Regions from separate parts of the Homo sapiens genome. Here region 2 is linked to region 1. Evidence: read pairs that join two places in POLR2A ChIA-PET (ENCODE). Cell type or tissue: MCF 10A. All regions are shown on one strand. Links, peaks and the distances in the headings refer to the core of each region. The heading gives the core; the rest is flanking DNA. Region 1 overlaps KCNH1 (potassium voltage-gated channel subfamily H member 1). Region 2 overlaps KCNH1 (potassium voltage-gated channel subfamily H member 1).

Evidence for each region. Peaks named below come from ENCODE experiments on the same cell type or tissue, not always from the same donor. Only the 100,000 strongest peaks of a DNase experiment are listed, where the experiment ranks them.
Region 2: POLR2A ChIA-PET joins it to region 1 with 5 read pairs; 2 of 35 experiments call an interaction of 5 or more read pairs at or near these places.

What each region holds. Positions count from the first base shown.
Region 1 is chr1:211,035,789-211,038,711 of GRCh38, reverse strand. All of the region lies in intron 5 of KCNH1 (potassium voltage-gated channel subfamily H member 1), which reads left to right. Among named protein-coding and RNA genes, the nearest start is that of KCNH1-IT1, 96 kb to the left of the region's middle. In MCF 10A, for the core only: no CTCF peak of the experiment used is centred there; a DNase peak (open chromatin) is centred at 1,471.
Region 2 is chr1:210,967,536-210,970,458 of GRCh38, reverse strand. All of the region lies in intron 6 of KCNH1 (potassium voltage-gated channel subfamily H member 1), which reads left to right. Among named protein-coding and RNA genes, the nearest start is that of KCNH1-IT1, 160 kb to the left of the region's middle. In MCF 10A, for the core only: no CTCF peak of the experiment used is centred there; no DNase peak of the experiment used is centred there.

The sequences.
Region 1 (2,923 bases), core at 135-2,634:
CAATATACCAGCAGTCCCTTTGCTAAAACATAACAAGAGTCACCTTTGCTCCAGTCCCCAACAAGTTCCTCATCTCCACCTGAGACCACCTCAGTCTGGATCTTATTGTCCATATCACTATCAGCATTTTGGGCAAAGCCATTCATCAAGTCTCTAGGAAGTTCCAAACTTTCCCACATTTTCCTGTCTTCTTCTGAGCCCTCCAAACTGTTCCAACCTCTGCCTGTTACCCAGTTCTAAAGTTGCTTCCACATTTTCGGGTATCTTTTCAGCAACACCCCACTCTACTGGTACCAATTTACTGTATTAGTCCGTTTTCATGCTGCTGATAAAGACATACCTGAGACTGGGATGAAAAAGAGGATTAATTAGACTTACAGTGCCACATAGCTGGGGAGGCCTCAGAATCATGGTGGCAGGCAAATGCAGCAAGAGAAAATGAGGGAGAAGTGGCTGGGTGTGGTGGCTCATGCCTGTAATCCCAGCACTTTGGGAGGCTGAGGCGGGCAGATCACGAGGTCAGGAGATCGAGACCATCCTGGCTAACACGGTGAAACCCCGTCTCTACTAAAAAATACAAAAAATTTAGCCAGGCGTGGTGGTGGGTGCCGGTAGCCCCAGCTACTCGGGAGGCTGAGGCAGGAGAATGGCGTGAACCTGGGAGGTGGAGCTTGCAGTGAGCCGAGATCACGCCACTGCACTCCAGCCTGGGCAACAGTGTGAGACTCCATCTCAAAAAAAAAAAAAAAAAAAGAGGGAGAAGCAAAAGTGGAAACCCCTGATAAATCAATCAAATCTCGTGAGACTTATTCACTATAATGAGAATAGCAGGGGAAAGACTGGCCCCATAATTCACTTACCTTCCTTTGGGTCTCCCCACAACATGTAGGAATTCTGGGAGATACAATTCAAGTTGAGATTTGGTTGGGGACACAGCCAAACCATATCACAAGGTATGGTCTTGCTCTCCTACTCTAGTTAGGTGTAGTTTGGGGATTAGGGTAGGTACTCTTAAGAGAGACAGGCTCTGGCCGATGTGCCTGGTTTTGGATTTAATTGGGAAGTCCTGGAGAAGGTCCACAGTGGGAGATGGTGCCTTTGACCAGGAGCTGGTTGCATAAGATGACAGGAAGGCATGTTGCTATCATTCAGGGGTTCTGTAGAAAAACAGTAAGTTATCAAGAGTCTGTGTACAGTAAAAAAAAAAAAAAAAAAAAAAGCACTGAATTAGGAAACTGGACTTGAGCGTACAGTCCTGTTTTGTCATCTGCAATGTGATTGTGAACAAATAGTTTACCTTCTGGGTCTATTTTCCTAATTTGTAAAATAAGCAAAATACCAGCCTTCCCATTGCATGAGATGTGATGATGTATGTCAGTGTGCTATGAAAAATATTTCACGCTGTGCAGATGGATTAGTGAAAAGGCTCAGAGGCTTGGAGCTGGTGGCCTTGCTTCTACTCCCAGCTTCTCTGCTTACTCACCCCTTGCATGACTCAGGGTGAGTCATGTCACCTCCATTATTACAAAGCCTCCATTTTCCCATCTGTAGAACTCCCTCACAGGGTGGTTATAAGGATTTAAAAATACAATAGAGGACTTTTGGAAGTAAAAATGCTAGAGAAATGTGATAGGTTAGTCAGTCTGATTTCCCTATTTTTCATCAAGAGAAAAACCCTTTTTTCCTTCCAGAATCAGTCTTCAAGATGAGCATTGTTTGACCCCATAAATAATGGCCTTTAATGAGCACTTCCTCTGGACAAAGCCTGGCATTGGATGTTGTAGCAGGAGAGGATTAGGGAGAGTGTGGACTAGTGACATTATCCTAGGAGAAGTAGCATCTGCCTTTGGGGAACTCCCAGTCTGACTGGGGGAATAGGACAGACACAAGCCTCTCCTAGGAAGCTTCCATTGTACAAGACTAATCAAAGGAAGACAATAGAAGCACATGCTCATACTGACAAGGGCAGAAAAGAGGTGAGGGAGATTATTGACTGTACTGTAGTCACCAGGATCACCAAGACCAGGTTATTAAGCCTAATTTCTCCGCAAAGCTTCTGAAATCTCATTGAGCGTCTAACATAGGGCATGCTTCTATGACTGGACAAGGTCTGTATCCTATGCATTGTGACTCAGTGCCCAGAGATTCCTTCCCTTTGGAGGACACTAACCTCTTTCCAGATAGTTATATCCTGAATGATCCTGAGAAAGCTTTTTGTGCTGAGGGTGGAGATCACAGGCTCATGGTGAAACTTGCCCAATTGTCCTGTAGAACTTATGTTTTTGGTTTCTTTTCAAGAAACATAGAAATTGACCGTCCCAGTCTTAAAACTTAAGAAAGTTACATTTGTCCTATCTGAGTCCTTTTCTCAGGAAACCAACCATCAGGCCTCCCAGATAGTATCAAGGAGCTGAAACTCACCAGAACACTGCATCTGGACAATGAGTTGCCAGACCTCTCACCCATCATGATTGCCTAACCAACCACCTGCTTTTTGATGGCCAACTCTTCTTCCCTACCCCTCCCTAATTCCTGTTTACCCACATGTAGCTACATTCCTTCCCCACTACATAAACCCCCAATTTTAGTTGGTCAGGGAGATGGATTTGAGACTGCTCTCCTATCTCTTCAGCTGCAATACCCGATTAAAGCCTTCTTTCCTGGCAGTACTTGTCATCTCAGTGATTGGCTTTATGTGCGGCAAGCAGTGGAACCTAGACCAAGCGCCTGGTGCATTGGTAACAATCAGAGCAATGCTGTCACCTGTCTTTCTAGTCTGAATCCATTTCTACACACACTTCTGAGGAGGAAGGTGGTCAGTCTCAGGGAAATCTTTCTGAGGAATATGAATAGTCATTTGTACTGTATTTTGAAAGGACTATTGGAGCCAGATAGTTAACTAGCTGTGAAATACTCTTTTGGT
Region 2 (2,923 bases), core at 267-2,766, 68 kb after region 1:
CATGGATGAAGCTGGAAGCCATCATCCTCAGCAAACTAACACAGGAACAGGAAACCACACAGGAATGGGAAACTAAACACGAACAGGAAACAAACACCACATGTTCTCACTCATAAGTGGGAGTTGAACAATGAGAACACATAGACACAGGGAGGGGACCATCATACACCGGGGCCTGTTGGGGGTGGGGGACAAGGGGAGGGAGAATATCAGGACAAATAGCTAATGTGTGCAAGGCTTAAAACCTAGGTGACAGGTTAATAGGTGCAGCAAACCACCATGGCACAGGTATACCTATGTGACAAACCTGCACATTCTGCACATGTATCCTGGAACTTAGGAAAATAAAAAAAAAATAAAAGCAGGAGAAAAAAACAAAACAAAACAAAACAAAATTAGTTTGGTGTGGTGGCATGTGCCTATAGTCCCAGCTACTCAGTAGGCTGAGGTGGGAGGATCACTTGAGCCTGGGATATTGAGGCTGCAATGGGCAGATATCATGTCACTGTACTCCAGCATGGATTACAGAGTGCAACCCTGTCTCAAAAACAAAAACAAAATGAAAAAAAGTTGTGGGATGAGGCTAAGACATTACTTAGATGGAAATTTAAGATATCAAAGAAGAAAGATTTAAAAATAACAAGCATTCAATGATAGTTTAAAAAAACAAATTATTTAAAAGTAGGAGGAAGCTAAAGATGAAAGTAGAAATTAAAGATTTAAAAAAATACACAGGCAAGATTAGCAATATCAAAAGTTGATTGTTTGAAAAGACTCACAAAAATGATAAAACTTTGGTGAGAAGGCTCAGACCAAACAACGTTAGGCCTAAATCAAGGCAGTTCTACAAATATAATAGAGTTTTAGAAGACAGTAAGAGAAAATTAAGCATTTAGAGCAGTATGTTTGAAAACTTAGACCAAATAATAAAATTCCTAGGGGAGATAAACGACTCAATTAAAATAATAGAAAAACTTATTGCCCTATAATTGTTAATAATTGAAGTGGCATATAACTTCTAATGAAGAAAATGTAAGTACCAGGTGATTTTATAGATGAGTGCTACCAAATTTTCAAGATATATATTATTCTAGTCTTATATAAAGTTTTATATAAAAAGTTTTTATATGTAAAGTTTTTCAGGTAATAGAGAAAGAAGGAATATTCTCAATTCATTCTGTAAGATCAGTAAAATCACAAAACCAAAACACATAAGCATGGTGTAGAAAAGTAAAATTATAGGTTAACCTCACTCATGAGGATGGATGAAAAATTTATAACCAAAAAAGAGTAAATAAGAATTCATAATGTACAGAAAAGGTAATGTGTCATAATAAAGTTGAATTTATTCCAAGAATATACAGGTGGTTTAATATTAGAAAATTTATAAATCTGATTTATTACATTAACAGATGAAAGGAAATAATCCGTATAATTAAAGATGCAGAGAAGGCAAAAAGTCAAAAACATTTCCTGATAAAAGCTCTTAGCAAATTAGGAATAAAAAGGGATGTCCTTAATTTGATAAGGAATATCTACTAAAAATCTTCTGAAAACATCATTGTAATGGGGGGATATTTTAAGAACATTTTATTTAAAATTGAGAACAAGACAAGAAACTACCATCAGAGTGAACAGGCAACCTACAAAATGGGAGAAAATTTTTGCAACCTACTCGTCTGACAAAGGGCTAATATCCAGAATCTACAATGAACACAAACAAATTTACAAGAAAAAAACAAACAACCCCATCAAAAAGTGGGCGAAGGACATGAACAGACACTTCTCTAAACAAGACATTTATGCAGCCAAAAAACACATGAAAAAATGCTCATCATCACTGGCCATCAGAGAAATGCAAATCAAAACCACAATGAGATACCATCTCACATCAGTTAGAATGGCAATCATTAAAAAGTCAGGAAACAACAGGTGCTGGAGAGGATGTGGAGAAATAGGAACACTTTTACACTGTTGGTGGGACTGTAAACTAGTTCAACCATTGTGGAAGTCAGTGTGGCGATTCCTCAGGGATCTAGAACTAGAAATACCATTTGACCCAGCCATCCCATTACTGGGTATATACCCAAAGGATTATAAATCATGCTGCTATAAAGACACATGCACACGTATGTTTATTGCGGCATTATTCACAATAGCAAAGACTTGGAACCAACCCAGATGTCCAACAATGATAGACTGGATTAAGAAAATGTGGCACATATACACCATGGAATACTATGCAGCCATAAAAAATGATGAGTTCATGTCCTTTGTAGGGACATGGATGAAATTGGAAATCATCATTCTCAGTAAACTATCGCAAGAACAAAAAACCAAACACCGCATATTCTCACTCATAGGTGGGAACTGAACAGTGAGATCACATGGTCACAGGAAGGGGAATATCACACTCTGGGGACTGTTGTGGGGTGGTGGGAGGGGGCGGGGATAGCATCGGGAGATATATCTAATGCTAGATGACGAGTTAGTGGGTGCAGTGCACCAGCATGGCACATGTATACATATGTAACTAACCTGCACAATGTGCACATGTACCCTAAAACTTAAAGTATAATAAAAAAAAAAGAAAAAAAAATTGAGAACAAGACAATGTTCACTGTCATAGCTTCAAGTCAATATTTTGTTCAAATTCCTAACCAATACAGTAAGAGAGAAAAAAGAAATAGTTGTAAGGATTGCGAAGGAAGAAACGAATGAAGAAAAATTAAGTGAAAGGATATTCTCTGACAGAAATTAAGACTTCTTATAACCTAATAATTGGGACAATATGGTATTGATTCAGGATAGACAAATTGACAGATGGAACTGAAGAGAAACAGATCCGTATATCAGGAAATATGAAGAATAAAGGTAGCATCACAGGTCACTAGGGTAAGGAAGGACCACTCAATAACTGGTT